Regions from separate parts of the Homo sapiens genome. Here region 1 is linked to region 2. The links are chromatin loops, found by intact Hi-C in ENCODE. Cell type or tissue: heart right ventricle. All regions are shown on one strand. Each heading gives the region's core, and the rest is flanking DNA. Links, peaks and the distances in the headings are about the cores only. Region 1 overlaps PLCL1 (phospholipase C like 1 (inactive)). Region 2 overlaps PLCL1 (phospholipase C like 1 (inactive)).

The links. Hi-C counts contacts between places; a loop is a spot of excess contacts. Peaks named below come from ENCODE experiments on the same cell type or tissue, not always from the same donor. Only the 100,000 strongest peaks of a DNase experiment are listed, where the experiment ranks them.
Region 1: it touches region 2 in a loop (2.1-fold over the local background); 10 of 110 quality-filtered maps call a loop at or near these places.

The regions. Positions count from the first base shown.
Region 1 is chr2:197,962,927-197,978,575 of GRCh38, reverse strand. All of the region lies in intron 1 of PLCL1 (phospholipase C like 1 (inactive)), which reads right to left. Among named protein-coding and RNA genes, the nearest start is that of PLCL1, 170 kb to the right of the region's middle. In heart right ventricle, for the core only: no CTCF peak of the experiment used is centred there; a DNase peak (open chromatin) is centred at 6,370.
Region 2 is chr2:198,105,955-198,121,603 of GRCh38, reverse strand. All of the region lies in intron 5 of PLCL1 (phospholipase C like 1 (inactive)), which reads right to left. Among named protein-coding and RNA genes, the nearest start is that of LINC01923, 260 kb to the left of the region's middle. In heart right ventricle, for the core only: no CTCF peak of the experiment used is centred there; a DNase peak (open chromatin) is centred at 7,367; H3K27ac peaks cover 5,824 bases.

The sequences.
Region 1 (15,649 bases), core at 2,652-10,651, 140 kb after region 2:
TTTGTCTTATTTCGAGTTTTGGTGATGTTTTTGTGGCCAGAAATATGCCTTAGGAACTTAACTCTTTTTTTGTTTGTTTGCTTTGTTTTTGTTTTTTTGAGACGGAGTCTCCCTCTGTCGACCAGGCTGGAGTGCAGTGCCGCCATCTCGGCTCACTTGCAAGCTCTGCCTCCCGGGTTCACGCCATTCTCCTGCCTCAGCCTCCCGAGTAGCTGGGACTACAGGCGCCCACCACCACGCCCGGCCAATCTTTTTGTATTTTTAGTAGAGACGGGGTTTCACCGTGTTAGCCAGGATGGTCTCTATCTCCTGACCTCATGATCTGCCCGCCTCGGCCTCCCAAAGTTCTGGGATTACAGGCGTGAGCCACCACACCCGGCCTGAACTTAACTTTTTATATCAATCAGCCTATGGTAAAATTGGTTTCACTTAACTTCACAGTTTCCAAGAACATATGAACAAAGTGCGGATTTACTCTACAATAAAAAATATCATACAGAGTTAACAAGTAACCTAAGATAATCTACTACAAAATTCGGAAAAGACTATAATTTCTTGCTGAGGATGAGAGAGGCCAGGAAAGCTTTTAAAAGAAGTGCCACCGGAGTTAGACCTTAAAGTGTGCAGTAATTTCACTTGCAGAGTTGAGGGGTAGTCCTCTTCAGAGAAAGAGAACAAAGACAGAGGTGGGAAAATCTGGGGAGCAGTAAAAGAATAGCCAGGGATTTCCATTTTGATTGGCTTATGGGGTACATAAATAGAAATAATGGAAATTAAAACTGAGAATGTAGTCCAGGGCCAGGTCTTAATGGATCCCAAATGCTACAATAAGCCATCTGAACTTCAGGGACCCACTAGAGGCAGAGTGAACAAAAAAGTGCCACACTCAGCGCCAGCTTCAGGAACAGTAACCTGGCAGGAAAGGGACAGGGGAATGAATGGATGGGGGCAAGGTAAACAATTGTTGGGTGCAAGTTAGGGTAGGGGCAATAGGAACAGATATGGAAGACACTTTTGAAACAAAAAAAGAAACAAGTAGGTGGGGCTTGATAAGATTGGAATTGGAAAAAGCTCAGAATAGTTCCAGTGAGAAACACAAGTAGGAGCAAATTTGTAATGAGACTGCAATGAAGCCAGAAGAGGTTCTAATTGTGGGTTGATATTTGTGGTAAAACCAATCAAACCAATTTTTCTGCTGAGTCTGGTCTCTGCACGGCCCCTGGAAATGCAGCAGCTGGTGGCTAGCTAGAGACTGAAGCTGTCCTAATAGGACAACAGGGGGTTAGGTGAGGGGGCGGGGGGAAATGGGAAGATCCAAGGTCTTTGATGATGTTATTGGATCGCTAAATTAACCAATCATGGGACTGACTGTGAGTTACATGCTAAAACGTTATAGCAGATTTTCCTTATTGTTAACAAAAATCAAGATTCATGTCCTTTTTTTGTACTCAGTAATACAAGAGGAGGCGGAGAGAAATCAGATGGTGATACCTAGAATTGGAGATTTGCAGAGCAAGTAAAATAGGATCAGAGCCTGAAGTCCATGGAACTATCAAAAACTGAGCTCAAATGGCAGACCAAACGGTCCACATGAGTAGAGAGGCAGGTGAGGCCAGTGTGGCATGTCAAGGCAATGGATGAGGCAAGAAGCTGTTACACTGAGAATAAAGCCAAGATTCAGCCCAAGAGAAGATTGCAAAGAGGCAGAACTATAACTGGGTATCATCCGAGAAGATCATTTCAGATAAGGGGCAGTTTCAAATGTCAAGCAGGTCTGAAGTGTGGTTGTGCCTATAAGGAGCAAGAGTGAATTAGAAATAAAGTTCTTTGGCCGGGCACAGTGGCTCATGCCTGTAATCCCAGCACTTTGGGAGGCCAAGGTGGGTGGATCACGAGGTCAGGAGTTCGAGACTAGCCCAGCCAACATGGTGGAACCCCATCTCCACTAAAAATACAAAAATTAGCCAGGCATGGTGGTGCACACCTGTAATCCCAGCTACTCAGGAGGCTGAGGCAGGAGAATCACTGGAATCCAGGAGGCAGAGGTTGCAGTGAGCCGAGTTCATGCCACTGCACGCCCTCCTGGGTGACAGAGTGAGACTCTGAGAAAGAAAAAGGGAAGAGAAGGGAAAGGGAAAGGAAAGGAAAGTTCCGTAATGTCCTCAGGCCAAAGATCTCTGAGGCCAGGGATTGGAACACCAGGTAAAGTGTTTAGCAGTTTCCATGAGATGATAGAAGAAAGAGAGAGTCAGCAAAAGTGGACTCTTCTAGGTTGAGAAGTGAGCAGAAGGTGTGAGTTGAATGTAAGATGGAAGAAGTGTGGTACACAGGATAGAGTGGAATTCACAACACAAGTTCTTGAGAGGCAATGAACAAGCAATAGACTGGATGTGCTGGTGGGAAGCAGGAAATTCTCTGGCTCCTGCTCCTCACTCTGAGAGCCAGAAAATTGAAAGAAATGACGACGAGTGAAGAATGTGGCTCAGGAACTTGTAATTTAGAATAAGGCCAAGAGTGAGTTTTGGCAAGAGTGTAGGGAAATATTAAGGGAAAAGTTAAAGAATGAGAGGTCTGTGTAAGTAATAGAATCCTAGAGTGTACTAGGAAGGTATGGTTGGGGAGAAGAAAGGTATGAATTTGAGGATGGGGCTGAAATATTTAGACAGAAACCAGAGGCGTAAGAGGCGGGGTAGGGGTGTGTATACTTCAGGGGACTTTTTTCTGTTTTTTCTGTTGTCGTTGTTGTTGTTGTTGGATGGGGGTGAAAAGAGCCTCGCTGTGTTACCCAGGCTGCCAGGCTGGAGTTCAGTGGCACAAATATAGCTCACTGCAGCCTTGATGACCTGGGCTCAAGCAATCCTCCTGCCTCAGCCTCCTGAGTAGCTGGAACTATAGGCATGTGCCACCACATCCAGCTAATTTTTAAGTATTTTTAGAGATGGGGGGGTCTCACTCTGTTGCACAGACTGGTCTCGAACTCCTGGCCTCAAGCAATCTTCCCACCTAGGCCTCCCAAAGTACTGGGATTGCAGGGGTGCCTGGCCCTTAGGGATGATTTTTAAAGACAGAAATGTAGATGATAGCCAATTGGGTTTTTGGCTGGAAAGACATAAGAGTTGATAGGAGAAAGCAGGACTGGAAGAATAAACTAAGGCAAATTTTGGCAGTTTAACAGCCTGGCAGAATGAAAATTGTAGATGCTTTCAGAAGCAAGCAGACCCTAGGCCTGATTTTGTAATTTACTAGCCATGTCACCTTAAGCTTCTGTTTCCTCATCATTAAAATGGAAATAAAAATACCTACCTTGCAGGGGTTTTAATATAATTTAGAGATAATCTATGCAAAACAACTGGCATTGTCATAAGCATTTCGTGGACACTCAATAATGTGAAGCATCACTCTTTTTTTTTTTTTTTTTTTTTTTTTTTGAGATGGAGTCTCGCTCTGTCGCCCAGGCCGGACTGCGGACTGCAGTGGCGCAATCTCGGCTCACTGCAAGCTCCGCTTCCCGGGTTCACGCCATTCTCCTGCCTCAGCCTCCCGAGTAGCTGGGACTACAGGTGCCCGCCACCGCGCCCGGCTAATTTTTTGTATTTTTAGTAGAGACGGGGTTTCACCTTGTTAGCCAGGATGGTCTCGATCTCCTGACCTCATGATCCACCCGCCTCGGCCTCCCAAAGTGCTGGGATTACAGGCGTGAGCCACTGCGCCCGGCCAAGCATCACTCTTACTATAGCTAGCTTCCAAGCTCCCAGGCCTGTCAGGGCAAACAGCTTCTGACAGCGCAGCTGAGATTGGGAGAAGGGGTCAGAATTTCCCCCAACGGCATTCTTCCCAAAGTACACAATACCATTACAGAATAAAGCCATGAGCTTAGCAATGAACAAGAGTGAAAATTCTGAATTAAACTCTGCACTAATTCAGCAGCCCTGTGGTGCAAAAGACCTGAAGAGGAACTTCACATATATGGCTGTAGAAACAAACTTTGTGCTCTGCATTTTGTTTATTCAGTGAATGAGCCTATCATCAGTACTTGCAAATTAGCTCTAATTATCAGATAAAAGTGATGTGGTTATTCTAATTGCCTGAAAATCAACTGCTACAAAGACTCTAAGTAGTAAGCAATAATTACCATATCATTTCATAAAGGAGGGCTTCTTTTTTTTCCTGACTGAAAGTAGCACATGCTCAAGATGAATTACAGGACTGGTTTAAACTTTTACTTATCTTTTCACAATTCACATCAGATCCATGCCAATGGTTCCCAAATTGAAATCTCCAGCCCAGGACTTTCCATAGCAATTCAAGCTGCCTGTCTGATATCTTTCCTTCAATATCTATTAGGCCACCCAAACTTAATATGGCAAAATCAGAACTCTTGGTAAGTCTCCAAACCAGTTCCTCCCCAGGTCTCTCCCTCCTCATAAATAGCCCTACCATACACCCAGTTTTTCCAAGTCCAACACATAGGAATCCTCCTTGATTTATGCCTTTTCTTATTCTCTTACAGGCAGCCATCAGCAAGTCCTGTGAGCTCTACTCTGAAATACATCCCAAAGCCATGACACTTCTCTCCTTCTCCACTGCCACTAACCTTGTCTGAGTCACCATCACATCTCAGTTGGATGACTAGATAACTAATTCCCTATTCTCTCTACTCCTCCACTATCCATTCTTCACCTAGCAGCCAGAGGAACCAAGAAGAGTATACAAATCAGGGCCTATCATTCTCTTGTTTAAACCCTCTAATGGTTAACTGCTCTTACAATAAAATCCAAATTTTTCCCCATGGCCTGCAAGGCCCACTTGACCTCACGCCTGCCCACCTCCCTGACCTCAACTCCTGTCATGCTCCCCTTTGCTCATGTACTCCGGCCACACTGGACTTCTTCCTTTTCCCTGAACATGTGAAGCTCCTCCCCACCATTCCCTTGCCAATCCCTCTCCTGGAATATCCTGACATCAAACCTTTTCATGGCTTGCTCTTCTTTTCACTAAGAGTGAAATGTTACCTCCTCTATGAGTCTGTCTCAATTTTAATTAGTACCTAGTCATTCTGTACTAAATTATACTTTTTTATTATTTTTATACTTCTCCCCACCAAAATGGCATAGGGCAGGCACTCAATAAATGTAGGATTCATGAATAAACTATACATAAATGTTCTTCAATTGAATTATGGTAAACACATCAGAAAGGCTTAAAGTATCATCCTACTTGGGACAGTCAGATCTCCTAGAATTCACCTTCAATTCAAAAGTCACTCAAAAATCTGCTGAATTGGTTTCCACCAGCTCCCAAGCCCATAAGGAAAGACGGTGGTAAGCAGTCGCCAAGCAAAGTGCACTTGTATCCTTCTACAGCTTCTTAGTTCATACCTCCATGCACTACTGTGGCTGAGAGCCTCTGGGAACAGTAGGGACTCGCCTCATGAAGACCCAGATTGTGTTTCTTAAAGAACCTGAGCAGATCTCCCACCTCATTAGGCAGAGTCACCAGCAGCAGGGCAGCTCCAAGAAGACTTGAGGACAAGGGTAGTTTATCCTTGCCAGGGGGAGAATATTGCTGTCTCCTGCTCTGCACAGCCATCTCATTGATACAGAACCTGTGTCAGTTGGATTCTTCCTGTTTATCAATCACTACAACCCTTCTGACAACCATGCAAAGGCTTCAAAGTGTATGGAGAACTGGAAGGGACAATGGGGAAGGTCCTAGTTTTCGATCATGTCTATGAAGTAACCACAGTGCTTTTCACACCATATAAAAATTAGACCTTGATAAGGAAAAAATTTTGCTGACATATATCAAAGAGTATGTGAATATGTCAAAAATAATAATTTGTTTTACTTAAAAAAATTAAACCTAGGAGAGACCATAGCACTTTTTACATCTAAACCCTCCAGATTAGACAAAGGAGAAAAATGGACCCAGAAAATGTAAACGGCTTGCTGAAGATCTCCAGCAATTCAGAATATTTTTGGATATATGACACCTTATATTTTGTACATTTTTAAAGATGGATAAAAGTGAACTGATGATGAAGGATAATTTCTTTACTTTACCCACACTCAGGAGTTTGAGTAAAATTAACATTACGAGGATGTTTTCTCTGATGCTGTCAGACATGTAATTGAACTCAACAAGGTCGCATCTCTTGGGGAAAAAAAATCTCCTTTTCTCATCTCACATCTTGTTACACTTTGTTTTTCCTTTCCTCTTGCTACATGTAATTTGTTGAGGTAGAATGCCTTCATACTGAATTTATTTTGGAAAGATTTTCCAAGAAATTAGAGTTCCAAGTTTTCCAGACATTGCAAAACAAACCCTGTACTTGCCTTTCTTTGACGAAACTTGGCAGCCTGCCTCAAAAACATATTACTCAGCATGTGCCCTCATGGCATAATTCCCAAATCTTCTATAATCTTACAAAAGCATTTTTTATTTCTGAAGAAATGTTCACTTTCAGATAAGATGCCACCATGACCTGAATCAGCTACTTCCCTGTGTCATTTAGAAAATCAATTGGAGCCTAACCCAGGGAGGAGGATACTAGGCCTATAAACATGTACATTTTAAATATTCTGTGATAACCAAAATGCATGTACTGGCAGTATACTTCTGATTACTTTTATATTTATAATAATTTGACAGTTTTATTTTAAAAATTAGCATTCAACAGAATGCAAATAATATAGACAATTTTTGGTTGGGTTCTTAATCTTTGTCCTGATGTTACCCATAAATGAAAAAATGCTAGATCAGATTATTTGCTGAGTATACAGATGATACATGCTCATCTGGAGAAAAATTCAAAATGTGTAACAAAGAAAGTAAAAGTCACCTGAGATTCAGCCACCATACAGAGAAAGAATCACTACAGTTTGGTAACCACTGTTGTAATATCTTTCTATGCACATACACATAATATGTGATTTTATGCACATGGAATAGTATATAAGTTGGTTTGTGGACAAGTTTTTGCTAATTCTATGGTCTTTTGATGAGAGTATCTATCTTCCCCTTCCCCTGTGTCACCTCCCCTGCCGCTCCTTAGCCAATGGAACAGCCTAGTATGCATCCGTCCATAACTCCTTCTGGGTTCGTACACTTTCATGGCAATAGCTATAATTTATTAAGTGCTTAAGATGTTTTCCAGCCTATTTGGTACTTTGTGTTTCCCCCACCCTTTATTTGTTAAGGTATGTTGTTCCTTTCAGTGACTCTTTTTACCACCTATTTTACTTTCTGTCTCACTCATCTAAAAATCCAAAGAACTGCTTCCTCACATGTGCAGTCCCCACAGCTGATGCTGCAGAAGGACTTCATGGCAGCTCCATTTCTCTTTTTCTGTTTCCTTTTGGTTTGTAGCACAAGGCCCCATGCAAAGGGGCCTAATTTAATAAATATCCTAAGTGGCAGATATTGGAAAAGAAATAAAAGTCACAACTATGACTGAACAAACAGGGACTTCTTTGTTATTTTTACAAAGATAAGAAAATGTTAGCCATAAGGAGTGACCTTGCTAAAAAATTTCATCAGGAGAAGTATTTAATGGGCATAACCCCAGCCTTCTTATTATAGCATAAACATAACATCACAATATGATATTCAATTATCTGATGATTGAAAAAGATTTGAGTTATTCTTTAGCTAACGGAATTACAAGAAGGAATTATTAAACACAAAAATACAAACAAACTTCATGTTGAGAACGGCATTATTTGTTAAATGTTAAACTACATATAAATGGAGACACAGTTTGTTCATTAAACCTACATTAATGTTGCATATCTCATATCCCAGACACTGTTGGATGTTGTGGGGGAAAAAAAGGTAAAACGGATACAACTCTTGTCTTCAATAAGCTTGTAGTTCAGTGCAGCACTATCTAACAGAAAGATAATGCAAACCATGTGTAACTTTTTAAAAGTAAAAAGCACCAGGTAAAATAAATTGTAATACTATATTTTATTTAACCTAATATATCCAAAATATTATTTCAACATGTAACTAATATTCAAAAATTATTGAGATAGTTCACATACTTTTTGTCATACTAAGTCTTCAAAATTCAGCATGGGTTTTACACTTATAGTATATCTCCATTTGGACTAGCCACATGCTATGGTTTGAATGTTCACTCCAAAACTCTCATTGAGATTTAATTGCCATTGTGACAGTATTAAGAGGTGGCACCTTTAAGAGGTGATTAGGTCATGGGGACTGCACTCTCATGAATGGATTAATGCTATTGTCATGGGAGTGGGTTTGTTATTGCAAGACTAGGTTTTTATTAAGTGAGCCTGGCCCCCATGCTCTCTCTTTTTACACACACTCACTTGCCTGCTTACCTCCCACCATAGGATAACATAGCAAGAAGGCCCTTATCAGATGCTGGTACCATCCTCTTGGACTTTCCAGCCTCCAGAAATGTGAGAAATAAATTTCTTTTCTCTATAAATTACTCGGTCTTGAGTATTCCGTTACAGCAACAGAAAATGAAATAAGATGCCATACTTCAGGGGCTCAATAGCCACATATAGCTGGTGGCTATCATATTGGAAAGTACAGGTCCAGTGCATTTGTCAGAATAAGTCAGGTTATGCTGTATACAAACCACCCCAAAATCTCAATGGCTCAAAGAATCAAAAGTATATTTCTAGTTTAAACTACATGCACTTTGCAGGTCAGCAGGAGACTCTGGACATTGCAGTCATTCAGGGACTCAGACTTCATCTCTACATACCATCACAGTGAATAGGAAGGAAAAGTAGGAGTTGAGCAGTGGCTATTAAATGATTTCACCTGAAAATAATTTGCATCACTTCTGATCACATTTCTTTGGTCAAAGTGAGTCATTTGGCCAAAGATGGTGGAAAGTACAATCTTATCATCTGCTCAGAAGACTGAGAGCTGGAAATATTTGCTGTACAATATCAATGATTACCATATGTATTAAGCAAACATTATGAGTCAAGCAATGTGAAAAACAAGAAGGGAGAAAAAGAGTAGATAGCTAGATCTACAACACAGGATGGAGGTGATGAAAGCTCTCAGTAAGAGAGAGATAAAAGGCTTAGGGAGTTAAGGGGAGAGTCAAGTTACTGCTGGCACCAATGGAGAAGCAGGCATAAATAGCACTTGCCTGGAACTGTCTTACACATCAGGAGGATCACTCCACCTAATTAACTCAGAGTCTAGCCTTGAGAAAGCAGATATCTCAACTCTATTATAGAGGACATATTGCCACTATGCACACCCTATAAAAAATGTACACTACAACATATGCTAGACTCACACATGCACTTTGAGGGTGATTTTGTGTAAATTGTCCTTTTAAATCAGTGGTCGCCAAACTTTTTGGTACCAGGAACTAGTTTCATGGAAGATAATTTTTCCATGGACCAGAGTGGGAGGTTGTTTCAGGATGAAACTCTTCCACTTCAGATCATCAGGCATTAGACTCTCATAAGGCACACACAATCTAGATCCCTTGCATATGCAGTTCACAAATAGTTACCACTCCTATGAAAATCTAATGTTGCCACTGATCTGACAGGAGGTGGACTGCTCAGGCGATAGTGTTCACTCACCTGTAGCTCACCTCCTGCTGTGTGGCCCGGTTCCTAACCAGACCGTGGTCTGGGGGTTGGGGACCCTGTTTTAAATGAATTACTCTTAACTTATAAAACAGCCATCTCTGAACCAGCCATCAGATCATCCAGAACATTCTAAGATCTCAGAAGAGGGGTAAGGGGAGTAATCTGCAGTGACTAATACCTGCACTATGTTCTGAAAACGTCCAGTAGAATAAGAAATTCAGTGAAAAACCAAAGATAGTCTCCAGAAGAACAATTTTAATTTCCTAATCAGCATCCTGTACTGGTATTGAGAGACTGCTTTGTTGAGAAACAGACCATTCTGATTAGATAAAATAATTTTTTATAGAGGAATGGAAACTAAAACTGGAGAATTAAGTTAGCACCATGGTATACTGGAAGCCCTTCAATGCAAAGAAAGTGATTTTTAACTATTTCTATTTTCCCAGTTAATTGCCTTAGAATAATATCTCTAAAGAGTTGGAAACCTAGAAAGTACCCCAAAAATGATGAATACTTTTGTTATTATCATTTTATAAGGAAACCTAGAAAGTACCCCAAAAATGACAAATATTTTTGTTATTACCATTTTGTAAGGGGGGATCTCTGATAATTCTGTGTGGTACATTCACCTTGCTAGGAATGATGGATTGGCCTTTTAAGGCTGACATAGTTCCTGGGTTTTATGTGACCACTTGGGTTTAGTTCTCCCAAGGCCAGATTTCCATGCATGTTAATCTCATTTACTAGTGAAGATTAAAGAAAATAACAGAAAACAGCTTAATTTTTGGATTCCTAAAAAGCATAAAATAATTTCAGAACCTTGAAATTCTAAAGCATAATGTAACACACAAAAGCAGTATCCACTTAGGTAAATTAGACTTGTATGTTATCTTGAGGTAATAGAATGTCACTAGAATAATAAGTGAAAGACAATTAAGCTCAATAATGGCTATGTTCTCAAGAAGCTACTCAGCCAGCCACACATCACCAGGGGGAAGCTACTAGAAGATATTGGTGAGTGGAAGAGAGTAGGCCTTACAAGAACAAGGGAGAAATCAAAAGTCACCCAAGATGACAATAACTTTTCTAGCTTTGATGGATCAGGCCTTTGAGTTATATGAGGGAGCATATAATTTCTTTCCATGTTTCTCTCTTCTGAACAAAAATAATTCAAAGTTCATATGCATGATAAAGTTCAGCATTTAAAGGGCACTGACATTTTATTGATAATAAAAATAAACTAAGAGAGAATATGTAATTTTTTCCTCTGGATTTCTTACCTTTTCATTTATGACTAGGAGGCAGACATAACTTTTCTGACCAACTTTTTAACTGTCAAGTAAATAATGAACCCACATACAAGTCCTGGAAGAGTCACTAAAGAAACCCCCAAAGTAAATAAAGAAATATAAAATGGAAAGCAGTGTTCCTACTTTTGAGCAGATTATTTCAATTCTAATTACTCAGTTTAGAATGCATTCCAGTTGCCCATATGTATCTAGTGATACCCAAGTTACTTCTAAATTTAGGTCAAGATTATCAATAAGTGATCAGAAAGAGAACAGCCTGGCCAACATGGTGAAACCCCATCTCTACTAAAAATACAAAAATTAGCTGGGCGTGGTGGCACGTGCCTATAATCCCAGCTATCCTGGAGGCTGAGGCAGGAGAATTGCTTGAACCTGAGAGGCGGAGGTTGCAGTGAGCTGAGATTATGCCACTGCACTTCAGCCTGGAAGACAGAGCAAGACTCCATTCCAAAAAAAATAAATAAATAAACTGCTAATGTAACGTGGTGATTCTCCTGTAGAAAAGCAGTTTTTCTTGTAAGGTTGCAGGAGCAAGTTCTCACTGGGGATCCACAATGTCAGCACCCATTCAACTCTCTGACCCTCTAGTCTCTGAGCTGGAGCAGCAGACTCTGCTTCCATGTTTAGTTCTGCCCCAGACTCTGACCTTACTCTAGCTACAGGGCCCAGGCAGATTTAAAAAAAATTAGTATGGATGAGGCAGGAGAATGGCATGAACCCAGGAGGCGGAGCTTGCAGTGAGCCAAGATTGTGCCACTGCACTCCAGCCTGGGCGACAGAGCGAGACTCTGTCTCAAAAAAAAAAAAAAAAAAAAAAATTAGTATGGATGGAGACAGAGCAAGATGGCCAAATAGTAGCCTCCATCAATCATCCTCCCTGAAGGAACACCAAATTGAACAACTATTCACAGAAAAAAAAGCACCATCATAAGAACCAAAAATCAGGTAAGTGACCACAGTACCTGGTTTTAACTTCATATTGGTGAAAGAGGCACTGAAGAAGTAGGAAAGGCAGTCTTGAATTGCCAGTGCCATCCCTTCCCCATCCCCTGCAGCAGCTGCATTGTTCAAAGAGAGAATCTATGTGCCTGGGGAAGGGAGAGCACAGTGATTGTTAGACTTTACACTGAAACTCAGTCTTGCCCTGTCACAGCAGAAAGCAATACAGGCAAAACTCAATGGAGGGTGAATTCAGGCCAGCCCTAGCCAAAAGGGAATCACCCATCCCAGAAGTCAGAACCTGAATTCTGGCAAGGCTTATCACCCTGGCTAAAGTACTCTGAGGTCCTAAATAAACTTGAAAGGCAGTCTAGGCCACAAGGACTGCAATTCTTGGGAAAGTCCTGGTGCTGTGCTGGGCTCAGAGACAGTGAACTTGGGGGCATGTGACCTAGTGAGACCAGCTCATGTGCACCATCTCTTCCACAACCACAGGCAACACAGCTCACAGCTCCAAAAGAGACTCCTTCCTTCTGCTTGAGGAGTGGAGAGGGAAGAGTAAAGAGAACTTTGTCTTGCAACTTGAATACCAGCTCAGCCATAGTAGGATAGGGCATGAGGCAGAGTTCTGAGGCCCTATCTCCTGGATGCCCAGATGACATTTCTAGACACACCCTGAGCCAGAAGAAAAACCCTTCCTTGAAGGGAAGAACCCAGTCCTGGCAGGATTCATCATCTGCTGACTAAAGAGCCCTTGGGCCCTGAATAGTCAAGAGTGGTAGCCAGGTAGTACATGCTGTGGGCCTTGGGTGAGACTCTAACCACAGTGGAATAAAACTAGAAATCATTAACAAGAGAAACTTTGGAAACTATACAAACACATGGAAATTAAACAACATGCTCCTGTTCCTGAATGGCCAATAGGTCAATAAAGAAATTAAGAAGGAAACTGAAAATTTTTTTGAAACAAGTGATATTGGAAACACAACATACTAAAACCTATGGGATATAGCAAAAACAGTGCTAAAAGGGAAATGTATAGTTATAAGTGCCTACATCAAAAAAGAAGTAAAACTTCAAATAAGCAATCTAATAGTGTATCTTAAAGATTAGAAAAGCAAGAGCAACCCAAACACAAAATCAGCAGGAAAAAATAGTGAAGATGAAAGCAGAAATAAATGAAGAAAACAATACAAAAGATCAATGAAACTAAAAGCTGATTTTTTGAAAAGATTAAAAACAATCAACAAAACTTTAGCCAGATTAAGAAAAAAAGACAGAAGACCTACATAAATAAAATCAGAGATGTTAAAGGAGATATGACAACCAATACCACAGAAATTCAAAAGACCATGAGAGGCTGCTATGAGCAACTATATGCCAATAAATTGGAAAACCTAGAAAAGATGAATAAATTCCTAGACAAATACAACCTACGAAGATTGAACCATGAAGAAATCCAAACCCTGAAGAGATTAGTAACAAGTAAACAAAAGATCAAAGCTGTAGTAAAAAGTCTCCCAGCAAATAAAAGCCCAGGACCTGATGCCATCACTGCTGAATTTTACCAAATATTTAAAGAAAAACTAATACTACTCCTACTCAAACTATGCCAAAAAATAGAGGATGAGGGAATACTTCCAAGCTCATTCTACAAGTCCAGTATTACCCTGATGCAAAAATCAGACAAAGATACATCAATAAAAGAAAACTACAGGCCAATAAAACCATCAATAAAATGCTATCAAACCAGATTCAATAGCATATTAAAAAATCATTCATCATGACCAAGTGGGATTTATCTTAGGAATGCAAGGATGGTTCAACACACACAAATTAATCAATGTGATATATCAATAGAATAAAAGATAAAAAACATATGATTATTTCAATTGATGCTGAAAAAGCATTTGATAAAATCCAATATCCCTTCATGATAAAAACTCTCAAAAAACAGGGTATAAAAAGAACATACCTCAAAATAATAAAAGCCATATAAGACAAACCCACAGTTAGTATCATATTGAACAGCAAAAAAACTGAAAGCCTTTCCTCTAAGATCTGGAACATGACAAGGATGCCCATTTTACCACCATTAATTGGAACTCCTAGCTAGAGCAATCAGACAAGAGAGAAATAAAGGGCATTGAAATTGGAAAGGAAGAAGTCAAATTTCCTTGTTTGCAGATGGTATGATCTTACATTTAGAAAAACCTGAAGACTCCATCAAAAAACTATTAGAACTGATAAACAAATTTTGTAAAGTTACAGGATACAAAATCAACATACAACAATCAGTAGCATGTCTATATGCCAACAATGAACAACATGAAAAATAAATCAATGAAGCAATCCCATTTATATTAGCTACAAATAAAATAAAATAAAATACCCAGGAATTAACCAAAAAACTGAAAGATCTCTACAATGAAAACTATACAACATTTATGAAAGACATGGAAAAGGACACAAAGAACTCAAAGATTCTTCCATGTTCATGGATTGGAAGAATTAATACTGTTAGAACGTTCATACTACTGAAAGAAATCTACAGATTCAATGCCATCTCTATCAAAATACCAATGACATTCTTCACAGAGAGAAAACAATCCTAAAATTTATATAAAACCACAAAAGACACACCATAGCCAAAGCTAACCTAAGCAAAAAGAAGAAAACTAGACAAATTACATTATCCGACTTCAAGTTATACTACAAAGCTACAGTAATGGTACTGTACAAAACAGCATGGTACTCTGGTTTTAAAAACAGATACATAGACTAATGGAACAGAATAGAGAACCCAGAAACAAATTCATACCTCTACAGCAAACTCATTTTTGACAAAGGTGACAAAAACATACATTGGGGAAAGGATCTCCTCTTCAATAAATGATGCTGGGAAAACTGGATAGCCATCCACATGCAGAAGAATGAAATTAGATCCCTATCTCTCACAATATACAAAAATCAAATCAAAATGAATTAAAGACTTAAATCTAAGACCTCAAACTGTGAAACTACTACCAGAAAACATTGGGAAAACTCTCTAGGACATTGGACTGGGCAAAGATTTCTTGATTAATACCCTACAAGCAAAGGCAACCAAAGCAAAAACGGGCAGATGGGATCACATCAAGTTAAAAAGCTCTGCACAGCAAAAGAAACAACCCACAAAGTGAAGAGACATCACACAGAATGGGGAGAAAATATTCACAAACTGTCCATCTAACAAGGGATTAATAACCAGAGTATGTAAGAGCTCAAACAACTCTATAGGAAAAAATCTAACAATCTGACTTTTAAATGGGCAAAAGATCTGAATAGATATTTCTCAAAAGAAGACATGCAAAAGGCAAACAGGCATATAAAAAGATGCTCAACATCATTGATCATCAAAGAAATGCAAATCAAAACTACAATGAGATATCATCTCGCCCCAGTTAAAATGGCTTTTAACCAAATTCAGTCAATAACAAATGCTGACAAGGATGTGAAGAAAAGGGAACCTTCATCCATAGGTGGTACAATCCATAGTGGTTGTAAATTAGTACAACCACTATGGAGAACGGTTTGGAGGTTCCTCAAAAAACTAAAAATAGAGCTAACATATGATCCAGCAATCCTACTGCTAGGTGTATACTCAGAAGAAAGGAAATCAGTATATCAAAGAGATATCTGTACTCCCATGTTCGCTGCAACACTGTTCACAATAGCCTATATTTGGAAACAACATAAGTGTCCATCAAGAGACAAATGGATAAAGAAAATGTGGTGCATATACACAATCAAGTACTA
Region 2 (15,649 bases), core at 3,103-11,102:
TTTTCGACAAAGGTGCCACGAACATACAATGGGGAAGAGACAGTCTCTTCAATAATGGTGCTGGGAAAACTGGATGTCCATATTCAAAAGAATGAAACTAGATCCCTATCTCTCACCATTTACAAAAATCAAATCAAAATGAATTAAATATAAGCCCTCAAACTATGAAACTACTACAAGAAAACATTGGGGAAACTCTCCAGAACATTTGTCTGGGGAAATGTGTCTTAAGTAATACCCCACAAGCACAAGAAACCAAAGCAAAACTGGACAACTGAAATCACATCAAGTTAAAAAGTTTCTGCACAGCAAAGGCAACAACCCAAAAGTGAAGAGACAAACTATAGAATGGAAGAAAATATTTGCAAACTACCTATCTGACAAGGGATTAATAATCGGAATACATAAGGAGCTCAAACAATTCTGTAGGAAAAACTCTAATAATCTGATTAAAAACTGGGCAAAAGATCTGAAAAGACATTTCTCAAAAGAAGACAAATGGCAAACAGGCATATGGAAAGGTATTCAACAACACTGATCATCAGAGAAATGCAAAACAAAACTACAATGAGATATCATCTCACCCCAGTTAAAATGACTTATATCCAAAAGACAGGCAATAAAAAATGCTGGCGAAGATATGGAGAAAAGGGAACCCTCATACACTGTTGGCAGGAATGTAAATTAGTACAGCCACTATGGAGAACAATTTGGAGCTTCCTCAAAAAACTGAAAATAGAGCTACCATACAATCCAGCAATCCCACTTCTGGGTATATATTCAAAAGAAAGGAAATCAGTATATCAAAGAGTTACCTGCACTCTCAGGTTTATTGCAGCACTATTCATAATAGCCAAGATTTGGAAGCAACCTAAGTGTCCATCAGCAGATGAATGGATAAAGAAAATGTGATAGTACATATGGAGTACTATTCAGCCATAAAAAAGATTGAGATCCTGTCATTTGCAACAACATGGATGGAACTGGAGGTCATTGTGTTAACTTAAATAAGCCAGGCACAGAAAAACAAACTTTACATGTTCTAAGTTATTTGTGGGAGCTAAAAATTAAAATAATTGAACTCATGGACATAGAGAGTAGAAGGATGGTTACTAGAGGCTGGGAAGGGTAGTGGGGAATGAGGGGAGATGAGGATGGTTAATGGGTACAAAAAGAAGTTAGAATGAATAAGACCAAGCATTTGATAGCACAACAGAGTGACTATAGTCAATAATAATTTAATTGTATATTTAAAAATAACTAAAAGAGTATAATTGGTTTATTTAAAACACAAAGGATAGATCCTTGAGGGGATGGATAACCAATTTTCCATGATGTGATTATTATGCATTGCATGTCTGTACCAAAACATCTTATGTACCCCACAAATATATACACCTATGTACCCACAAAAATTATTTTTTTTAAGAGTAGACCAGGAAAAATGAAACTCCCCAGAGGTTGAAGTAAGAAAAACAGGACAAAATTTCAACCCCATGAGAAAACGGAGCTGCCAAGAACTGCAGAAACGCCCATCTTCCCAAATGACACATAGGCATCCAATGGTGACGTTGGACACAACGCCCAATATGAAGAACAAGCTTTGGTACACAGGCATCTACAGTGACCTTGGACATCATGACTGTGGATATTAAGGACAGGTTTTGGTGTCACATAGATCAAGGTGTGCATCCATCCCCACGGCTTACTAGTTAGTCGCATCATCTTGAACAACTTGCAGAGCTTCTGTAATCCTCTGCTTTCTCCTAAATCTCAGCACTGTACTAAAACACAGTCCCCACCCTGAAGGAGCAGGATTTTGTATGAGAAAAAGACATAGGGACACATCATTAACATTTAGTGAGTCAGGGTGGTGAGCATGGGAATAAAATTGTGTATAAGCTACAGATCTGGCACTATACAGGAGATAATTTGGTTTTGATGAGAATTGGAGGGTGAGGGGTATGGAGGGACAAGAGCAGGGAAGGCTTCCCTGGAAAGGCAATGGATAACACTAGTGCTGGATGTGAGTGATGAAGAGGAGCTGGTGGGTGACTGAGGAGGGAAAGAACATCACAGTTGGCAGGAACAGCAGTGCGAAGGCATGGAATCCCAAAACTGCCTGATATTTCCAAGAAACAGAACTGAGGGCCTGGAGAATATAAAATGTGAAGACACGGAGGTAAGCAAAGCCCCCATCACAGAGGACCTTCTATCCAGGTCAAGAACTTGGCATTTTTTCTTGAAGCTAACAGACTAACATCAAATCATTTCTCTCACTCAAGTCTTAGGCTTTTTAAAAGATTTATTTATTTTTAACTCTCTTAAATGAATTTAGAGCATTTTTTTCAGAAGATTAAATGAATTTAATTAAATTTTCTTACACAAGAAGGATGTATTAGATTTGAAAAGAGGACTTGATATTATTTTCCAAATGCCTACAGTTTCTGTTGTCAAGTTACAAACTGAATCAACTATGTTTGGTTGTCAAAACCAATCAAAGTTAAGATCTAGCTGAGTTACAATTGACATTTTCCTCATCTGATGTATGTAATACTCTGGATTCTTGGGCTTCTCTACTGTGCTTCAATACACAAATAACAATAGTTTCACATGAAGACACACTACTGTATATGAATCCTTTTGAAATGACTGAAGATTTATCCTAAATGTAAACCTTAGTAGGGAAAATCACTACATTAGACAATAATTATAATTAATGTAATAATAGTTAAAGGCACTCAAAACTTCATGGAGAACAAAAGGTTAGAGACAGAAAAATGCTTAGACTGACAACTTCATGGTAACTACATGACAAATCCAGAGGACACTACTCACATGCATTCAGTGGGAATGGCACCCCCTACGGTTGTGCAGTGCACAATTGACATAGGAGTATGCAGCAGCTCTGGCCAATTCAGGGATTAGACTGTTAAACCTTATGCTGCAAAAAAGAAATGACAGACAAACTGGTATAGAAATGTCTAATCAAAAGCTCCAGGAAAATAATACTGGTTGTGCTGATGTTTAACTTCAATGAAAATTCATAAAGTTTCATGTAATTAATTTTCAAGTCTCCTGTAGTTCAGAGATCTCTATGAAAACTTTTCCTGAGTATCTTTGACAAAACAGCCAAAGGATCTGACCTTCCCAGGAGCTGTTATTTAAAGAGGAAGGACAGTAGTAGTCACTTTATTATTTGCTCCTTTCTCTCTCTCCTCTCCCTCTCTCTCTTTCTGACCAGAGAAGAATCTCTAGAACAAAATTATGCTTCCTGAGATGAACCCAGCAATTTTTAAGGTGGTGGTTATTAAGTAGAGGATGACCGAATGATTTAGTATGGTTGATAAAACTGTGATTCAGTAGCAAAGACTATATTTTTCAGAATTTAAAATTGTAATTTCCATCTTGATGGCATTTGTAATTATTATATTGCTTACACATTTTTATGTTTTTCATAAGAACAGCTGAGAATACATTTAGTTAACCAAAGCCTCCAAGGAAAATTTCATTCCTCTATTATTGTTATTATCATATCTACATGTATTATTACAGAGCTTACAATAAGCAGGGTTTAATAAGTGAGTTGTTTAATATAAGAAACGAGCCTATGATATAACACATATACAAGCACACACTATGCATACATATAATTGTTCCTTTTGATGGTATTCTTCCTCTCCCAGGCTAAAATGTACTATTGATAAAGGAGAACAGGAAGGAAGTTGCTGGCTTTTTCCCTCTCTAGTTTCAGAGTACATGTAAAGACTCTATGGGCTGACTCAGAGGATACACAATATACATTGTTAAGAAGCTTCAGTCTCACCTACTCAGATTTAATACTAGGACATAGTTACCTCTAAAACATACTTTTCCTATACAAGACTTTATACGCTAGCTTTGTTTTTTAGCAGTCTTAGATATCAGTTTCTTGGTTGATAGCAAACCCACGATAAACAAGAACCTGTTTCCTGCAACATGTGTGGTAAGTGTGGAGAGCCATCTGGAAGGTAAGGGAATGAGGAAGCGGTGTGTAACCATCCATGATTTCACCAGCAAATAAACTGTATGGAACTCTCAAGTGTCTATAGGACTGTTTCAGCATATGTTCAAATTGTGCCCATCCAAGCAGTTTGGAGGAATAAACTTCTGTTACAATAATGTACCACCAGAGAACATGAGTAATTCTAACACATTCAACCTTCCCTTTCTATATATCTTTGCTTACAAAAAAGTGAAGCCCAATTGAATCTGAAAAAAAAAAAGAAAAAAAAAACAGAAAATGACTGATAGAGACCCATATTTCTGACCCAAGGAAATCAGAATTTGTTGCTGAAACCCAAGTCATATTTTCAGGGCATCCAGTATATTTTAAATGTATATGAAAAATATGTCTCTTAACACATGCTTAAGAAAAGGAGCTCAACTTTCTGAGACTAGATTTATTTGTAATTGATCAGGAATGTTTTTTGACCCAAGAAAAGGAAAATTCCCAGGCAACACATTCATGAACCAGTTTTATTCTAGTTTTTTTCATAAGGCCAGCTGCTGAGTAGCTGACAACTGGGAGATCCAGAATATTCTAGTTGATTAAGGAATCCCTCTGAGAGATTTGAATTGCAATATTTTTTCCCTGGAATACATTGTAAAGCAATTTAAGAACTTTCCATCCCTCAGTATAACTGACTCAAAAATCCATTGAGAATAGTTATCTTTTAAATAAACACTCAAAGACTTTAGCTATTTTTAGAACACATAGCTTCGTCCTGGCAGATTTACAAATCCCATCATGAGGGGTTAGTGTATTTCACTGCATAGGGAAGGATTCTCTTCTTTGTCTCTGAAACCCTGGAGCTTCTACATAACGACTTGTTAACCTTTCCATAATATTATGCAATGATGCAAAAGTCTAATACTTAATTCTAAGTCATGGTTCTGTGAGAGTCTTTTCTTTCTGGAAGTTACCTTTTTTCAAAGCATTAATAAAATTATTATAATGATCCGTATTTCTTGTCTTATTCAAGTAGTTATCTGAAGAGTTATGTGTAAATTTTTATGAATTTAAGCATATTTTTAAAACTCCAAGGGCATACGTTTTTCAAAGAATCTATAATTAATCTCATAAGGCCATGAGTTTTTCCTTAAAGGGAAAATTCAGTTATTAATTATCCTGCATTCATAGATAGGTATCTTCACTTACCACAAATACTAAAAGTATCAATAATGTATGGAGAGTAATTAATAGTACAAAATCATTTTACAAAAAGTGGGAAATAAGGAGAAAAAAAGATTTATCCTCCTGGCCTATTACTATGAGTATGTAATCTCATATTTGATGTATCTTTGAGCACATTGTATCTACTTGAAATAAGAAATGTTTAATTAAACTGGAAAATAACCACTTATGACTCCAGGGTAACTTTTTTGCTGCTCCATAATCACGATCTTTTCAATATGACTTTAAAAAAGTAGCATCTAATTTCATTATGCTTAACCTAAATTATTCTTTAGATTTTTACATTTACATATTTGTATGTACACATATACATATATACACACATAACATTTTATATATACATGTATATTTATATATTTATATGTATCTATTTTTATATATTTAATAAGTATATTTTTATATATTATATGTATATATTTTATATATTTAATAATTTTATATTTCATAAAAATTTTTTATATATGAGATATGGCTTGGCTGTGTCCTCGCTCAAATCTCACCTTGAATTGTAATAATCCCCACGTGTCAAGGGCGGGGCCAAACAGAAATAATTGAATCATGGGGGTGGTTTCCCCCATACTGTTCTAGTGGTAGTGAATAAGTCTCACGAGACCTGATGGTTTTATAAATGGAGTTCCACTGCACAAGCTCTCTTGCCTGCCACCATGTAACACATTCCTTTGCTCTTCTTCCGTCTTCTGCCATGATTGTGAGGCTACCCCAGCCATGTGGAACTGTGAGTCCATTAAACCTCTTTCTTTTATAAAGTAACCAGTCTCAGGTATATCTTTATTAGCAGCATAATACAATATATAAATGCATATGTTGACAATGCTCAACTTTATCTGAGCCCTGTGTTCCAGGAAATCAGGGATGGTTAAGAAATCCCCTCATCCTTTTGTGTTCCTCAAAAGACCTTACTTACTGCAAAGAACCCCTCTTCCCCATAGGACTTGGCTAAGACTCATGGAATCTCCCTTGTTTATCTGTGACATGGCCAGACACAGACCTTTCAAATTCCCTTTCTTGCCTCATAAATGACTAGCTGAACTGTTTGTCTGTTTGTGTCCACTAACCAATCTGGAGAAAATATTGATACCTACTACCTGGACTTGGCCAAACTTTAATTAGGCTTCTCTCTTCCCCTTAGGCCCTGGAACTTTGACCCACTCTCATCCTGAGACAGCACACAGCCTCTCCTTAATCGCCTCTTACCAAGAAAGGACTGACCACAGGAAAGATGTTTCCTCACTGTAGGATCAACTGTGGGATCACGCTACCCACTCCCTCATATGTGCTTCTTTCTGACCTTCTGTGCCCTTCCCTATAAAAGAAAAATCCTTTCTGCCTGGCCTTTCAAATGCTTACAGATCTTAAGGTAGGAGCATTCTCCCCATTACAATAGTTCCCCTATCACAGTAGTCCCCTCTCCTTATTGTGATAATTCTTTTGAACAGATTCTCTATCTAAATTCAGATTTGACTTTATTTGACAATGTCTGTGTGCATACCATATATGTGTGTATATATGTATATGTATATATAGATATATATATGCACACACACACACACATTCAGAGAAGTGAACTCATTTTGCTCTGATTTGGATTAACAATAAGGAAATTAGATAGATGTAGCCCATTTTTGTCTTCCTTGAGTAACAATATCAGAAAAGGAGCTTGTGAGTATAAAACCTACAAGGGCTGTAAGGAACCAGAATGAAACAATTTGGTTATCAATGTTTTCTTTCCACTTATATCACTGTAAGAAATACTTAATGCAGAGTTAAGACATCAAACTCACTTAAGCTACAACTCACCTTAGGCTAAAACTCTGTGTGTAAGAAACAAATTTTCTCTAAGGAAAATTTTCCTGAAAGAAAAGTAAGACCTTCAATAACTTCACAAGTTGGAGCCAAGTCCTCTGGTCTATGATGCATCTATTCATTAGGATCCTGCCACTTTTGAATTATTCAGATTCATTATAAAATGCAGCTTTCATCTGAAAAAAAAAAGTGTACCTCCAAGAGATGCTAAATTTAGTTCTACTGGAGATAAAGTGGTGTGTGCTTCCATAATCATGTCAACAGCCCGGCTTTTATCTCTACTAAACTCCTGGGCAGCACAGCTGGGATGCAGCCACCCAAGGCAGAAATCTGGACACCATGTAACCAGTCTGCCTATTGCTAAGAAGCATTAACATTCTATTTAAACTGTCCTATATTGTTGGATAAGAGCTGTTTGAAATAATGTTTTAAACTTGTGGCTTTTTTTAAATTATAGATGCATCAATTATACTTCAAAAAATTTACCCATATATCTAACACTAATACTAATATTCTATATTATATAACTCTCTCTCTCTCTCTGCATCTTTTCAGCTTTAAATTGTAGAAATTTCTCAGAAACCAACCTTATAACATCCTCCTCTGTAACTATAAGCTATTAAATGAATTTTATGGATACACATGGTTATAAAACTTCGCTGCAGATTATATTTTAGAAGGTGGATGATTAAATTAATTTGTAATTAATATGGCCAGATTTGATATAATAACAAATTAGCCATAATGCTAATGAGTGGTAATTAAATGAGCAAGGCAGAAATTTTAGAACTCCCCAGACCATGTTGAAGAGGTCCGGCACATCTTTATTTTGATGTGTTTTCTTTTCACCATTATTTTCAAATTGTTTTGGCAACCACACTCAAGTATCAAGATACAAGGCAGGGTTTTGGAATCCATGAAAGGCTGGAATATTTACTCACCACTGTACTGGTATTTCCTCGTGGAATACTTCCCTGGCCTCTCCCATTAGGTCAAATCCCATTGCACACTCTCATAGTGTCATGCACTTTTTTAAGGCACCCATCATAAGGACAAATTTAACACACATCATGTGCTTGTTAAATGACAGCTTCCCCCACTAGACTGTCAGCTCTGAGACCAGAAGGCCACATTTTTATTCACCAGTACATTCCCAAGCACAAAGCCTGTCACCTAGTAAAGACGTAACAGATACATTTGTTGAATTAATAAATTTGGTTTCACCAAAAATAAAATGAAATAAAAATTTGTTAAATTATTGTTTGCTAATTTATGGATTAGAAGCCTCATTTATGCATTGCACTTCCTTATTTATAAATGTCAGTGTGGAAATAACATCACCTTCTTGAGGTGGGAGAGAAGGGTCTTTATTTTGCACTAATTAGCCAAACAATAACAAGATTCTACAAATGTGTCTAGGAGTATCTTTTCAGATACCTCGTCCACGGATAAATATATCAAACTTAGTTTATAACCCCCAGATAGATGCTATGCCTTCTAAATGTATACTCTACACTTTATAAGGCTTAATAATATTTTCTTTTGTGTATAAAAATAATGGTACTGACATATGAGATTCAAGCTGTTTTTCTAGAAGTGATCCATCCATTCTCTCCCTTCTGCCACCCACCTTCTTCCTGGTAATCAATGATATCCATTGTAAAGCAGCTGGCTAAGATTCCAAGTGAGTTGAGGGCTTACTAGGTTGAGCGAGACTAAACTGGCTGCCACTGGAATAAGACCCTCAATTTTGGCTTCATCCCTATTTTGCCCCTCCCAGTTGCGTTCACCAAATGTTTCTGGCATGACTGTTAACCGTAACTGTTTGCCAAAATTCCAACATTATTTTTAAACGTTTAATAGACAAAAAAATTGAAATAAACTTTACAACAAAATGAAAATTGAAGAAGTAAATGTTGCCTAGAGGAGACACAGAATAGATTCTGCTGTAACTCCTCAGTTGATAAAGGACAGATTGTAGGTCTGAACAGTAGAACTGTGGCTGTGGAGGAGGGGGCATGAGGAAGGAATATGAAAGGAGTATAGCCTTTGTAAAGTTTTTGCTAGAGGCATGGCTCTTGAACTTCCTCTGTCCCATCAAGAAATGGCAGCTAGCAATGTCCAGACTAAAAGCCAATGAATAGCAAAGCTGTCCAAGAGAAACAAGAGGAGGCTGGCTGGGCTCTCAGGGGTCCTGGGTCTGGTCTTCTGCTTTGGTATTGTTGTTGTTGTTTTGCTTTGCTTCCGTGATTCCCAATCGTACCTGTCCAAGGACTCAACTGTATCCATTCGCTCAGGGGTGATCAGGCCCTGGGAAGCTGATTCATGCTAACCAAGCTCATAGGAGATGGACAAATAAAAAAGGAAGTTAACTGATTTACTTACAAAGAGAAATGTGACTACTGGGCAGATGGAACTAGTTATACCACTTGGTCAATTCATTCTATTTTCCACTAGAAAAGTGTACCTGGGAAACCAGATTGAGAAAAGAGAGTTGTTTTGTAAATATAGTGTTGTAAATAAATTATTCTCAAGATACACTCTCTCGCTGTAGCTTTCTGCACTAACCACTGACTACTGACAGTAGGCATATTCTGTCAAGGTGATTGAAATATTCATGCTAGATGGGCAGGACACTCACTCCCTTAGATAAGTAAAATAATAAATATAAAACACTTGGTAGGATACTTGATACATAGAAAGTGCTCAGTTAATACAAACCATTACTATTATGGTGCTGTCAGTATTTTGACAATATAGCATAGTGGGATGACAACATGGCCTTTAGAGTTAAATCCTTGCTCCATCACTCACTTCCTGTATGCCAATGGGAAGGTTCTTAACCTCCTGAGCCTCATTTCCCCTATCTGTAAAATGGGTATAATAAGAGTAAATTTACAGGGTTATCCTTAAAAGTAATTAAAATGTTGTGTAAAAATCACTTGATTATTGTAAGCACTGAATGTTCATTTTTAATAATAAAAATAACAAACACTCATATAGCATGTGCCAGATACTGCTTTATATATATTTACTCATTTAGTCCACATTATAAGGGGTAGTTGAAGAACTTGTCACTGGTAGATTGTATTTACCAATATCTGCTCCTCTTCCCTGAGAAGGTTTACATTTGTCCTACTCCATGAAATCAGACTTGACTGTGGCTTGCTTTGACCAGTCAAATGTGAGTGGAAGGGACATGTGACTCTACTGGGCAGAAGCTTTTAAAGACCATTTTTGCATCCCTACCTCTGGGATTGTAGAAGTATTTGCTGGGATGGAGTCCCCATTAGCCTGTGTTCCTGAGTGACCATTACTTACCTGTGATGGACATGTAGTACAAGCAAGAAATAAGCCATTGTGTTATATTGTAGTAGATTTTCAGATTTTTGTTACTATAGCACAACCCAGCATACCCCAACTGATACAAGAGCATAGAGACAAAACAAAATTTTCCCAAAGACACAGAGCTAGGAAGTGTCTGGCTGCAGCGTCTGTACACTTAATCACTTTGCCTGCTGTTTCTCAATAATTGATAGTATAATAATATCAATATTAAGGATGGTTTATTATTAATGCATTATTGTTGTTGTTTGGAGGTCTGTTTCTACACTTTGTAAATATACTTTTTTTTCTGAATACTCAAAAGGAATCCTAGCCTTTCTCTAGATTCTACAGCAACAACAGCTGGCAGATGCCAGAGACACCACTGGAAAAGTTCTCAATAGACAATGTGGATGATACTGGGCATGTTCCTTCTTTATATACCCTCAGGCAGCCCCCAAAGGCATGGTCACTATGTCTGTTGGAAGAGCCTGGTTTGAACATTCACACTAACAGCCCCCTCTCCACAGTATCTCATAGAATGATTTTAAATATCTATGGCCAGTAAGTGAAGGGTAGCCCACTTCTCACTCTCACTCAGCTTTCAGAGATGGATGCCTCTCCTCATACTTCTTTTCCCATTAGCCCATCATCTGTTTCCTTTCTTTTGTCTCTCAACAATGAACAGAGACTTCAAATGTGTTTTCAGGCTCTAATTGAAAGCGTATTTCTACACTGACATCCATGTAATTTCCTCTGTTGTAGCAAGATTCCCCAGAACTGTAAGGTCCTGAAATTCGGGAATTCAGTGAGGGAATCTGCCTGGGTTAGAAACATAACTACACACGGAGAAGTGAGAAGCTTCAATCTCTGCTCTTCCCACGGAAATTGAAAATGTTTTAGATAAAAGCAGAAGGAGCAAAGGCTTAAGTAGTGATAAAAAGCAAAAGCGTTATGGGGAAAAGTAATAGTCACATATACTAAACATAAATTTATAAAAGCAGCCCAGAATCATGGCACACATTGGAATGCATTAAATTATAAGTTGGAAATCTATCCAGGAAAAGTGTAAATACATATTTAATAGGAATGACCATTGAAGAGGTAATAGTTATATTCATTTTTTATTTATTGCCTGTTATTCAACAAGTAATCAATGAAAGTCATGAATAAATAAGAAGGGCAGCTACTTCTTAACCCTTTTATTTCTCTTTAAGCTCTAGTGATTACCTACTTCATAGTTTTTCCTTTGTAATAAAATATTTATTAATTATATTTCTTTAATATTATTTTTATATATCTCTACTTGATACTTCTCCAGCCTGCTAAAATTGATTTTTACATAAAACTTTTAAAAACACAAAGTAATAAAATTTAGTTTCTTAAAATAGCCAACAGGACAAGTTAGAAAAATATATATTGGGAAAGCTCACTAAAATGCTCCCCTTGGGTTCTTTCTAATTTCAGTTTTATAGATGTGATCACCTTTACAATGCAGTTCTTTTTGTACTTAAAAAGTCAAATCACTCTGGATAGAGTTCAAGACTTTAGATGAATTCCACTTCATTGCAAATAGCATTTTATCAGTGATATAGTGTAATTCCACATCTTGCTCCCAAGAGATCTTCAGAACTCTCATGAGTGAAACACTTCCAAAATTACTAACAATGTACTAGAATATGTTGGCTACGTAAGTGAAGTTGTAGTATCCCTTTCTGAAAGCCTTAAAAAACAGGAAAAATTTCCATTTTGAGATTTTAATATTATGTTAACAACCAAATGTCTATAGTTTGAATGTTTGTGTCCCTTCCAAAATTCATGTTGGAACTTAATCCCCAATGCAATAATATCAAGAGGTAAGGCCTTTAGGAGGTGATTAGTGCCCTGTAAAAGGGCTGGAGGGAACTAGCTAGGCCCTTTTACCTTCTTTTGCCTTTCTTTCCCTTCAGCCATTTGAGGAGACACCGTTCCTCCCCTCTGAAAGACGAAGCAAGAAGTCACCATCTTGGAAGAAGAGACTGTGCTCTCACCAGACACTAAATCCACTCCTGCCTTGATCTTGGATTTCTCAGCCCCAAGAACTGTGAGAAATAAATTTCTGTTGTTTATAAATTACCCAGTCTCAGGTATTTTATTATATCAGCACAAGAAGGACATCATGGAGAAGAAACAGAGGGAAAGGTCTTTTAACATGTGAGGGTGGAATGGAATGGAGTTATTTTGATCCAGTGATTGTCTTGAAAAGGTAGTGAGGACTGAATCATCCTATCATCCTAAATAAACACAATGGCTATGTAAGGAGACCAATTTCATGTACAATAGTGAAAAAGAAAGAAAGGAAGAGCAAATTGACTGCTACAGTTGGATATAGACATATGGCAAAAGTATGGAAAAATGCAAAAGATACGCTAAACAAGTCCCTATACTGGACCCACGTAGGTGCTAGAATATGAATTAAAGAAAAACACAAGTGTGGGATCTTCCAGAAGCACCTTGATTTCAGTTTCCTTGCTAAATACTAAGTCCTGGTCTCTGCAACAATTTGGACACTGTAATTATAATTCTTATTCATTATATTGTCGTTAGTCATTTTTCTTTCTGCAATTTTTTTCTCCAGCTTTTAATATCAGATAAATGTAATATTGAACTGCAGAAAACACTAAACAATTTATTTTTCAGTCTCAGCTCAATTTACTCTAAAGCCAATGCCCCTTTGCACCACTCCATGCTGTCAATCCCCCAACTTGCTGAGGGCACATTTCTCATTTTTTTCCAGCTCCTTCCTTACTTATTGGAAATTACACTGGAATTAAATATTTTTAGAAATACAAACCAACACATTTAACCAGAATTGGTTAATTCCCACTCCCTCTCTCTAGATAGTAGGGAATACTAGTCTAAATCATGTATAAGGAAACTTTTTCAGTAGGCAACGCAGAATTGTACCACAGCCTCCTAATTCAGTGATTATGTCTTTCCAGGATGGTTATTAATCATTCAACCAACTGGAAGCAAGGTAAATTGAATCTACTAAACTTATAAACAAAGAGCATTTATTAAAATACTTAGAGGAGCTCTGAAAATCAATAGCAAGTCTGGAGAATTAATTGGGAATCAAGTGTTTCAGATCTAATGCATAAGAACTAAAGGAAGAATCGTATAGAAAAAGATATCTTCTTAGAGCAGCACCACTGGAATAAAAAGTCTCCAACAGAGCCCAGGCTCTTTTTCTCTCAGCTAATAATTCAAATTCAAAGGAGGTCATTTGTCCAGCTCTTGGGGAAAGGACACCAGATTAACAGGCCCCAAACTCAATGGAGGAGAAAAAGGAGCTATTGGAAGTGTGGAAATGTTCTCTACTCTTGTTTAGTAGTAGTCCACTACTCTAGTGCTCAAGCTGAAATACCAGCAGCTAGTATGTGAGTTATAATAATAGAAAATCAATTCTGTCTGAAAAGCTCTCTCTTGGAATAATTTGAACAGCATTTGCTCAATCACATCTAACAATCAGCTTCTGTTACTAAACCAAACAAAAACATTAAGAAATCTCTGACAACACTAAGTGGGCTTAAGTCAGAAGTTAACAAAGAAATAAAAATAACAAAAACCTCATTTCTCCATGTTTATCCTCACCTGGCAAACAAACAAATAACAGCTAACATATATGCTGTCTAGTTTTGTGCACTGTGACTTACATCTTTTGTATGTATTATCTCATTTAATTCTCACAAAATCTGAGATGTAGGTATTATTACTACCCTGAGGGAGATTATATAACTTGGCTAGTCTCACCACTATCAGGTAATCACACAGGGCCTGCATTCTTATTCCTGCACTAGGCTGCCTGGACCCAATGGGACTGATATGGTTTGGACCCAAATGTCATCTTGAATTGTTGTTCCCACAATCCCCACGTGTTGTAGGAGGGACCTGGTGGGAGGTAATCAAATCATAAGGGAGGTTATCCTCATGCTGTTTTCATAATAGTGAGTGAGTTCTCACAAGATCTGATGGTTTTATAAAGGGCTTTTCCACCTTTTGCTCAGCACTTCTCCTTGCTGCTGCCATATGAAAAAGGACATGTTTGCTTCCTCTTGCACCATGACTGTAAGTTTCCTGTGGCCCTCCCAGCCATGCTGAATTGTGAGACAATTAAACCTCTTTCTCTTATAAATTAATTACCCACTCTCGGGTACGTCTTTATTAGCAGCGTGAGAAAAGACTAATACAGGGACTCAGCCACATGGATGGAGTTTTAGAGGAGGCAGAACAGTGTAGTGGATAGAACCATGGGCGTGAGTTAAAAATTGCAGGCTGGCTGTTTACTAGCTGTGTGACTCCAGGCAAGAAATTTCAACCCCCACAAGCCTCAATTTCCTCATTTGTGAGATGGAGAGAGTCCTATCAGAGTCAGCATGTCATGTTGCAAGATTGCACTGTTGTGGCAAGGAAGAAAGGGGAAATGTACATAAAGTACCTAGCCTTGAGTGCTGATCACAAAATAAGTGCTGAACAATTGATGGCCATTATTAGTTACATGTCTGTCTCTCCTTATAGACTAGTCTTGGAGACCCAGGTAATCCTCCTGATATTTGTATCCCTAGCACCTTTCTGTGACAGGCACATTAACAAGCCCATATAAAATCTTCTGAACATAAAATGTTTATATCAGGGTACACACTGCCACATTATAATCTAGGGTTATAATAAGCACCTCTTTAACACTACAGCTCTAGGTCATCCCTGCTCCTTAAGCAAATGATGCCTTATCCATCCCCCTCCTCCACTGGACTCAGACTGCTAACTTCATGAGGTCAGGGTCTGTATCTCATGTTCTCCACGTATTCCCAGTGCCTAGCACAGAGCCCAATGCATAGTAGGGGCTTATCACTTGTGGACTGAATTTTTAATAGACATTTGTAATATGTCTTACAGCTAACCTAACACTTTCACATAAACATGTGCAGCATCTCTGCAGCACAGGTTAAAGACACAGGGTCTGGAGCCAGACTGCCTGAGCTTAAAATTTAGTTACACCATTTACTAGCTGAGCGCCCTCAGGAAATATACACAGACTTCCAATGCCTCCGTTTTCTCACCTGTAAAATGAGATTAATAACGATACTGAGTTGGTGTGAGTATTAAATTGTTAATTCATATAAACCTCATAAAACAGTACCTAGCACAAAATGAGTGTTCTTTAAATGTCAGCAATTATTAATTTTGTTTGTAGCTATTTTTCTCCCATTTAGCTGTCAAGAATAT